2 separate regions of the Homo sapiens genome follow, and region 1 is linked to region 2. Evidence: chromatin contacts called from ENCODE Hi-C or POLR2A ChIA-PET data. All regions are on one chromosome and are shown on one strand. The core of a region is the stretch at or near the end of the contact, and the rest is flanking DNA. Distances in the headings are between cores, read along the strand shown. Region 1 overlaps CLIP2 (CAP-Gly domain containing linker protein 2). Region 2 overlaps CLIP2 (CAP-Gly domain containing linker protein 2).

Region 1 (4,657 bases), core at 611-3,110, 42 kb before region 2:
TACTCTGACATCCTGGCCCCTGCTGACTCACCCAGCGGGGAATCTTGATGTTTGAGATTCAGGAAACTCCCCATCTCAGGAGAGTCAGCTCCTGATAGCCAGAGCCTCTGACTCCCTCACTTTGGCCACTTTTTCCTGGGAAAGGAGGAACCTCCAATCCTAGATTGGGTTTGGACAGAATGCCCTCTGCCCATAGCCACCAAGCAGCCTCCTCTTTTCCCTTCATCCAGGGTTTGATGCCAACCTTTCTGAACTCCCTGCCCTGCATCTGTATAACCCTCCTTAACTTCCAGAGAAAGGCTTAGGGTTCCAATAAATCAGTTATATAAAAACAGCAATAAAGGTAAATGGCTCAATTTTCCCTATTAAAAGATATGCACTTTCTTCTTTGTTCAAAAATCCCAAACTGGAACTAGAGTAAGTCAGGGGCAGACCAGAACACCTGGATCTCTTACATCCTCACCCCTCCCAAACGCACACCAGAGAATCCCCTTCTGCAGCCCCACCCTCACCAGGCCACTGCGGCTGGGCCGACCCCCCACGGAGGAGGCCACAGAGCTGACGGAGCTGATGGAGGAACTGCTGGGACTGTGGGTCAGTGCTGACACACCCATGGCCATACGCTTGGTCTTCTTGGCCTTGGCTGGGCTGGTAGATGGGAAGCCGATACGGATCACTTTGTGGATGGGCGCGAAGAGACCAAACTTGGGTGGGCACTGGAAGTACCTGTGGAAGCAGGAGAGACCCAAGCTGCTGTCACGGCCCCAAAGCCTGGAGAGCCTCCCCTGCCTCCTCTGCCTCTTCAGAGCCTGGCAGAAAGAGAGAAAGACACCTCCTTGGGGCCCATGTGGAAAGACACTCCAAGGTGGAAATCTTCCAGGTGGAGAGATAGGACTCTCAAAAAAAGGATATAGGTGAGTAGGGTCTGAGAGTCTCTGCAGCTGTGAACAGCCAATGAGAATACTCTTGGAAGTAGGAAATAATTACTGGGACCCACTTTGTGCCAGTCTCTTTAAATGAATGCTCATTTCCATCCCCCAAAGTTATCTACATTCACAAATGAGAAAATTTAGGCTCAGAGAGGTTAAATAACTTGCCCACAGTCACACAGCTGGTTACGCAGCAAAGCTGAGACTGGTCCTCCAGTGTGCTGGGCTCCAACACCCGCTAAGCTTGGCTCCCACAGACTGTTCAGAGACCCCAGCCACAGCTGCAGCCCCACTTTCAGGCTACCCTCAGACCATCCCCAGAATGAAGGATTCCCATCAGCTCTCTGCCCACAGAATCCCTGCATAGAGAAGCAAAAGCTTGAAAGAGAAACCTTGGGGTGGGATGGGGACTGCTGTCCAACCCACCCCTGAATTCTGAAAGCAAAAGTGAGTCAAAAGAAACATTCATCTTGCAAACAGGAAGGCAAAGCATTGTTATGGAAACCCTGGATTCTCGTCTTCTGTCAAGACCTCTCTGGTCACGGATTCCACACTGGACCACGAGAACTGGGCCCATCCAGTTTTTTTCTTTCTTTCGAGACAGGGTCTGGCTCTGTTACCCAGGCTGGAGTGCAGCGGTGCGATCATAGCTCACTGCAGCCTCAACCTCCTGGGCTCATGCAATCCTCCCACCTCAGCCTCCCAGGTAGCTGAAACCACAGGTGTGTGCTACTACGCCCAGCTAATTTTTGTATCTTTTGTAGAGATGAGGTTTTGCTATATTGTCCAGACTAGTCTTTAACTGCTGGCTTCAAGTGATCCTCCAGCCTCAGCCTCCCAAAGTGCTGGGATTACAAACATGAGTCACCATGCCTGGCCCCCATCCAGCTTCTGATTCACTTGAAACCGCTGCCCCATTCTGCCTTTTCCCACCTCCAGGTCTTTGTTCATACTGTGCTCTCAGCCCCTGCCTAGCACAGCCTCTCTCAAGCCTCTTCCAAAAGGAAACCCTACCTTCTTTCGAGGCCTGGTCCAAGCCTAGCTCTTCCCCTGTGCCATGGTGACCACTCCTGCTCAAAGCAGTCACAGCCTCGTCTCAACCACAGACTCCAGTACAGGGACTGCACAGGGACTCAGGTGGCCTCACCTTAGTCCACATCCGTGACAGACATGGTCCACTTACCACATCACTCCCCCACCTACCATAAGCCCAGACACAGCCTTAGACCCTCCTAACCCAGCAACGCCAGCAGTCAATTCCTTTTCATCAGAGATGCTGTGAGACCTGGAACCCATCTGTGAGGCCTGCCTCTGGCCATATAGCGCTGGGCATTGTCTGATTATTTCATGTGTCATTCAGGGGACCCCAATGCCAGATGACAGGGACTGCTGCCTCACCTTTTATTTATTTATTTATTTATTTTTTATTATTTTTTTTGAGACAGTCTTGCTCTATTGCCCAGGCTGGAATGCAATGGCGTGATCTCAGCTCACTGCAACCTTCGCCTCCCGGGTTCCAGCAATTCTCATGTCTCAGCCTCCCAAGTAGCTGGGACTACAGGTGCATGCCACCATGCCTGGCTAATTTTTTTGAGACAGAGTCTCACTCTGTCACCCAGGCTGGAGTGCAGTGGTGCGATCTTGGCTCACTGCAACCGACGCCTCCCCAGTTCAAGTGATTCTCGTGCCTCAGCTACCTAAGTAGCTGGGATTACAGGCGTGTGTCACCATGCCCAGTTAATTTTTTGTATTTTTAGTAGAGACGGGGTTTCACCATGTTGGCCAGGCTGGTCTCGAACACCTGATCTCAAGTGATCCACCTGCCTCAGCCTCCCAAAAGGCTGGGATTACAGGCATGAGCCACTGCACGCAGCCTCCCTCTCCTTTTTGAGGGCTCCCACCCCACTTAGACATGAGTGACACAAAGAAGAGAACACGGGGACAGATTCTCTTGGCGCTTGCCTGTGACTGTGCGACCTTGAACAATGACCTCCTGGCCTCCATACTCTCATCTGTAAAATGGGATGATAATCCCACTACCCAGCTTAGTGGGCTGTTGGGAAGGAGGGAATGGGAAAGGACTTATGGTGTCTGACACTACATGCTGGACACTCGCTTCCTCCAATGTCCCATCTCCATCCCCTGCGCCCACCCTGGGGAGAGGAGCCCCCTCCCATACTCCCCAGAAGAAGCCCACCATACCTGGTGCCCGCCACCGCCCCATCATTCTTCCCAAGGGGCTCGTCCAGCTCCACGCCACACCACTCGCCCTTGGCAAAGTCTGTCTCCCCCACGTACCGCACCACGCCAGTCTTCGTCCCGCCAACCTGTCGGCACACAGGGAGACTCAGGTCTAGAGGATGCAGTGGCACAGGCAGAGATGGCAGGGGCACCCAGCCCAGGCTTATCCCATCCATCCCTTCCAGCATGCAGAGGACACGGGAGCCAGGAGTGGGGAGGGAGAGACACCTAAGGATGATTGAGATGGAGACAGGTTAACCAGTGCCTCCCAGGGCTGACACAGGCAAGGGCACAGGCTTTGAAGACAGACACACAGACCTGCATTCAAACTCTGTCACTTAGAAGCTGTGTGTGCCTAGGCAAGTTATCTAACCTCTCTGAGCCTCAGCATCTTCATCTGTAAAAGGGTTTTCGGGGCTGGGCATGGTGGCTCATGCCTGTAATCCCAGCACTTTGGGAGGCCAAGGTGGGCAGATCACCTGAGGTCAGGAGTTCAAGACCAGCCTGCCCAACATGGTGAAACTCCGTCTCTACTATAAATACAAAAATTAGCCGGGCCTGGTGGTGGGCACCTATAATCCCAGTTACTCGGGAGGCTGAGGCAGAAGAATGGCATGAACCCAGGAGGTGGAGCTTGCAGTGAGCCGAGATTGCGCCAGTGCACTCCAGCCTGGGCAACAGGGCGAGACTCTGAGTCAAAAAAAAAAAAAAAGGGTTTTCGTGAGAATTAAGTACTGTATATACGGTGTCTAGTATATACTAGAGCTTCAATAAATGGTAACCCTAAAAGCAGTTTTTCTTTTTCTTTTTTTTTTGAGATAGGGTCCTGCTCTGTTGCCTAGGCTGGAGTGCAATGGTATAATCATAGCTCACTGTAGCCTCAAACTCTTGGGCTTAAGCAATCCTCCCACCTCAGCCTCCTGAGTAGCTGGGACTATAGGTGTGTGCCACCATACCCAGCTAAGTTTTTAAAAAATTTTTTGTAGACACAGGATCTTGCTATGTTGCCCAGGCTGGTCTCAAATTCCTGGTCTCAAGCAATCCTCCTGCCTCAGCCTCCTGAGTAGATGGGGCAATAGGTATGTGCCACCACACCCAGCTAAGTTTTTAAAAATTTTTTGTAGACACAGGGTCTTGATATGTTGCCTGAGCTGGTCTGGAACTCCGGGCTTCAAGCAATCCTCCTGTCTCAGCCTCCCAAAGGGCTGGGATTTATAGGTGTGAATCACCACACCTGGTCCATATCTAAAAATTTTTTTTTTTTTTTGAGACAGTGTTGATTCTCCTACCTCAGCCTCCTGAGTAGCTGGGACTACAGGTGCGCGCCACCACGCCCAGCTAATTTTTGTATTCCATATCTAAATTTTGATCTGACTCCAGGATTGCAGTACTATGACTAAGTAGATAGTACTCATAGATGAGGATGATGTATTGTAGTTACTTTTCCTTTCCAGAAATTTTTTTTTCCTATAAATAACTATCTTTGA
Region 2 (4,642 bases), core at 2,008-4,507:
GAACACATGGACACAGGGAGGGGAACAACACAATGGGGCCTGTTGTGGGGGCGGGGGGAGGGAGAGCATCAGGAAAAATAGCTGATGCATGCTGGGCTTAATACCTAGGTGATGGGTTGATAGGTGCAGCAAACCACCATGGCACACGTTTACCTATGTAACAAACCTGCACATCCTGCACATGTATCCCAGAATTTAAAATTTAAAAAAAAAAAAAAAAGGGCTGGGAGAGGTGGCTCACGCCTGTAATCCCAACACCTTGAGAGGCTGAGGTGGGCGGATCACCTGAGGTCAGGAGTTTGAGACCAGCCTGGCCAACGTGGCGGAAACCCCAACTCTGCTAAAAATACAAAAATTAGCTGGGCATGTTGGCGGGCACCTGTAATCCCAGCTACTCAGGAGGCTGAGGCAGGAGAATCACTTGAACCCAGGAGGAGGAGGCTGCAGTGAGCCGAGATCGCACCACTGCACTCCAGCCTGGGCAACAGAGTGAGGCTCCATCTCAAAAAAAAAGAAAAAAGAAAGAAAAGAAAAAAAGAAAAAACAAGGGCCAGGTGTGGTAGCTCATGTCTGTAATCCCAGCACTTTGGGGGGCCAAGGCAGGAGGATCACTTGAGCCCAGGAACTCAAGACCCACCTGGGCAACATAGTGAGACCCTGTTCTCTACAAATAATAAAAACAAAATATTTTTAAAAGGGCTAAAAGCAAAGATTACATATTAATCATGGCAAAAAAAAAAAGTGTGTGATGCTTGCTAGTACAGTAACCTCAGAATCAAAAGCTTTGTGTCTTTATTATTTTTTTAAATGTATTTTTGTGACGGACTCTCGCTCTCTCGCCCAGGCTAGAGCGCAGTGACAGCATCTCGGCTCACTGCAACCTCCACCTCCCAGGTTCAAGCCATTCTCCTGCCTCAGCCTCCCAAGTAGCTGGGATTACAGGCACCCGTCACCACGCCCGGCTAATTTTTGTATTTTTAGTAGAGACAGGGTTTTGCCATGTTGGCCAGACTGCTCTCAAACTCCTGACCTCAAGTGATCCTCCCGCCTCGCCTCCCAAAGTGCTGGGATTACAGGCGTGAGCCACCACGCCCGGCCAGCTTTGTGTCCTTATGATGAAGCACAGAAGAGCTTATAGGAGCACCAGCGCTTTACAAAAGGGACTCTGGAGAGGAGCAAAGCCTCCAGGCATGATGCTATCTGTTTAGGGGGTCAGGGGGCAGCAAGATGGGACTGGCTGCAGGGGGCCGGAGGGGTGGACAAGCCCCCCACCCCCAGGCCTCTTCCCCACTATCCTATACTCACAAACTTTCCTGCACCCAATGTTTCCAGAAGGCTCACCATGAGCCAGGCCCCATCTCTGCCCCAGAGCTGCAGGCAGGACTCGGCCTCTGCCCTGGGGAGCACCGTCCAATGGGGAGAGAAAATTCAGAGCACCATAGTCGGATGGAGGATTCCAGGCAAAAGCATCCTCATGTCTGGACCTCGGAAACACAGGAAATCTCTGATACAGGAGATGCCCTTGTCTGTCCAGCCATATCTGTGGTCACAGATTTTGAAGAAACCTTTTCTTCACTCATTTTGTTATTATTATTATTTTTAGAGACAGGGTTTTACTCTGTTGCCCAAGCTGGAGTGCAGTGTCATGATCTCAGCTCACTGCAACCTCTGCCTCCTGGGTTCAAGTGATTCTCTTGCCTCAGTCCCCTGAGTAGCTGGGACTACAGATATCTGCCACCATGCCTGGCTAATTTTTGTATTTTTTGTAGATGTGGGGTTTCACTATGTTGGCCAGGCTGGTCTTGAACGCCTGACCTTAAGTGATCCTCCCACCTCTGCCTCCCACAATGCAGGGATTACAGGCATGAGCCACCGCACCCGGTCCCTTTTCCCCAATTTTTTTTTTTTTTTTTGAGACAGAGTCACTTTGACACCCAGGCTGGAGTGCAGTGGCACGATCTTGGATCACTGCAACCTCCATCTCCTGGTTTCAAGCAATTCTTCTGCCTCAGCCTCTGAGTAAGTCAGACTACAGGCGCCCGCCACCAGGCCCGGCTAATTTTTGTATTTTAGTAGAGAGGGGGTTTCTGCCATCTTGGCCAGCCTGGTCTCAAACTGCTGACCTCAGGCAATTCTACCGCCTCGGCTTCCCAAAGTGCTGGGATTACAGGCATGAGCCACTGCTCCCAGCCTACATTTTCCCCATCCTTGGTTCATATGACTTATGTGGGTTGACCCGATTCCCACTCCTAGAGGGGATGCATAATGCAGGCCTGGCCATCAGAGAAGATCAGGTGAGGCGTCTCAGGGCCTAGGCTGTGGCTGAAACCTTTAGGAAGAATTCTCCCTGCTCTGGGGCTGCCTGGGTGTAGGATGGAAGCCAGAAGCTGCAGGGGCCATCCTGGTTACCGCATGGGAGAGCCTGCCAGGGAACGGTGCCAACACAGAGACAGCACAGCTGAGTCCCGAGGAGGGCCTAGATCCAGCTGAGCCTGAAGCTGGCCACTTGGGCTCTTCATTTTTTTTTTTTTTTGAGATGGAGTCTCACTCTGTCGCCCAGGCTGGAGTGCAGTGGCGCAATCTCGGCTCACTGCAAGCTCTGCCTTCCGGGTTCATGCCATTCTCCTGCCTCAGCCTCCCGAGTAACTGGGATTACAGGCACCTGCCACCATACCTGGCTAATTTTTTATATTTTTTAGTAGAGACGGGGTTTCACCATGTTAGCCAGGATGGTCTCGATCTCCTGACCTCATGATCTGCCCCCCTCGGCCTCCCAAAGTGCTGGAATTACAGGCGTGAGCCACTCCAGCTGGAGGCTGGAGTGCAGTGGTACAATTTCAGCTCACTGCAGCCTCAACCTCCCAGGCTCCCGAGTAGCTGGGACCACAGGTGCATGCCACCACCACCATCCCCTGCCCCGGCTAAGTTTACAAGTTTTTTGTAGAGACAGGGTCTCACTATGTTGCCCAGGCTGGTCCCAAACTCCTGGGGTAAAGCAATCCTCCCACCTCAGCCTCCCAAAGTGCTGGGATTACAGGTGTGTGCCACTGTACCTGGCCTTTTTTTTTTTCCTAAACCTATTTGAGGGACAATGTCATTTGCATTTCCAAAAAAATTCTGATGAATACAGATGCCAACCCACAATGCTCGCGTCAGGAATGTGCGTGAGGGCATCCGATGAGTCAGCAATGCTACTACCTGTCCTGGCACATCCGAGTGAAGGATCACTTCCTCCCTCAGACTGGCAGTTTTAAGAGCAGAGGAAAACAAGCTGCCCCCAGGCACACAGCAGTGGAGCCGACATGCCGGGGTGCGCCCACGAGAGCACTGGGCATGCCTGCCAGCCCTGGCCCTCAGGGCTGCTAAATCCAACATTCCAACGCCCCTGGTGCCCCGGGAATTCTGGGGGCCGGGAGTCAATCATGCTGGGGTACAAGGCTGCTCCCTTCGTCCTCAGAACCTGGCCCTCCTGGTGGCTTGTTCAATGAGGGAGCCGGACTGTGAGCTTTGGGCACAGCTCTCCGAGAGCTTGGTTAGGCTGGGTCAGCATTTCCAATGCCAGCAAAGGTGAGTGGGGATGGTCTCTGGTGACAGTAAATATCCCACCTTGTGGGTGACCAAATGAGCCTCCTGCTCCCGTGGCTCAGCTGGGGGACCCTCTCACCTAGGAATTCCAGATGCAGAGAAGGGAGAGCATTGCTGAGACTCAAGTGAGGTGCAAGGAACTCCCTCCGCCTCCTGACCCCCGCCCCCCCACCAGGGCCTCTTCTCTGCCCAAAATCCCTCCCACAGAGAAAACAGTTATAAATCGTATCTAATAACAAACTTTCATTATTTTATTTATTTATTTATTTGGAGACGGAGTCTTGCTCTGTCACCCAGGTGGTGCAATCTCAGCTCACTGCAATCTCCGCCTCCCAGGTTCAAGTGATTCTCCTGTTTCAGCCTCCCAAGTAGCTGGGACTACAGGCGTCCCATTGCCACCACATTGGCTAATTTTTGTATTTTTAGTAGAGATGGTGTTTCACCATGTTGGCCAGGCTGGTCTTGAACTCTTGACCTCAAATGATCCACCTGCCTCAGCCTCCCAAAGTGCTGAGATTACAGGTGTAAGCCATCATGCCTGGCCCGACTTGCATTCTTTTCTTTTTCTTTCTTTCTTTTTTTTTTTTTTTATTCTTGAGATGTGGTCTTGCTCTATCGCCCAGGCTGGAGTGCAGTGACACGATCATAGCTCACTGCAGCCTCCAACTCCTGGGCTCAAGCAATCCTCCCGTCTCAGCCTCCTGGATAGCTAGGACTACAGGTGCACCCTACCATGCCTGGCTAATTGTTTTTTATTTTTTGTAGAGACTGGGTCTAGCTACATTGCCCAGGCTGGTCTCAAACTCCTGGGCTCAAGCAATCCTCCTGCCTCTGCCTCTGGAAGTGCTGGGGTTACAGGTGTGAGCCACCACGCCCAGCCAGGGCTGGTATTCAGGAAACATAATGAACTCTGCAACTTGCTAAGAAGACAACAACCCAATTAAAAATGGGTGAAAGGTTTGAATATACATTTCACCGAAGAAGATATACAAACAGCCCATAAGCACATGAAAAGATGACTAACATCATTACTCATCCAGGCAATACAGATCAAAAC

The links. A loop is a pair of places that touch in the nucleus more often than their neighbours do. ChIA-PET counts read pairs that join two places held with the same protein, here RNA polymerase II (POLR2A). Pooled maps may share reads with other maps.
Region 1: a loop to region 2 is called in a map of endothelial cell of hepatic sinusoid, with 6 times the contacts of the local background. The contact joins two enhancer-like sites. A Hi-C loop is called at or near these places in 8 of 168 maps with a recorded cell type or tissue (GM12878, endothelial cell of hepatic sinusoid, head of caudate nucleus and 5 more) and 8 of 50 pooled maps. POLR2A ChIA-PET finds 5 or more read pairs at or near these places in 5 of 52 experiments (CD8-positive, alpha-beta memory T cell, H1, K562 and 2 more).

Annotation. Positions count from the first base shown.
Region 1 is chr7:74,352,479-74,357,135 of GRCh38, reverse strand. CLIP2 (CAP-Gly domain containing linker protein 2) reads right to left here. Exons shown (of 17, transcript NM_003388.5): 4 at 3,132-3,256; 5 at 513-726. Among named protein-coding and RNA genes, the nearest start is that of CLIP2, 65 kb to the right of the region's middle. Within about 2 kb of position 1,860, at least 3 of the 41 ENCODE cell types and tissues checked have a DNase peak (open chromatin) inside an H3K27ac peak, as active enhancers do.
Region 2 is chr7:74,311,451-74,316,092 of GRCh38, reverse strand. The region is part of intron 1 of CLIP2 (CAP-Gly domain containing linker protein 2); the gene reads right to left. Among named protein-coding and RNA genes, the nearest start is that of CLIP2, 24 kb to the right of the region's middle. Within about 2 kb of position 3,257, at least 8 of the 41 ENCODE cell types and tissues checked have a DNase peak (open chromatin) inside an H3K27ac peak, as active enhancers do.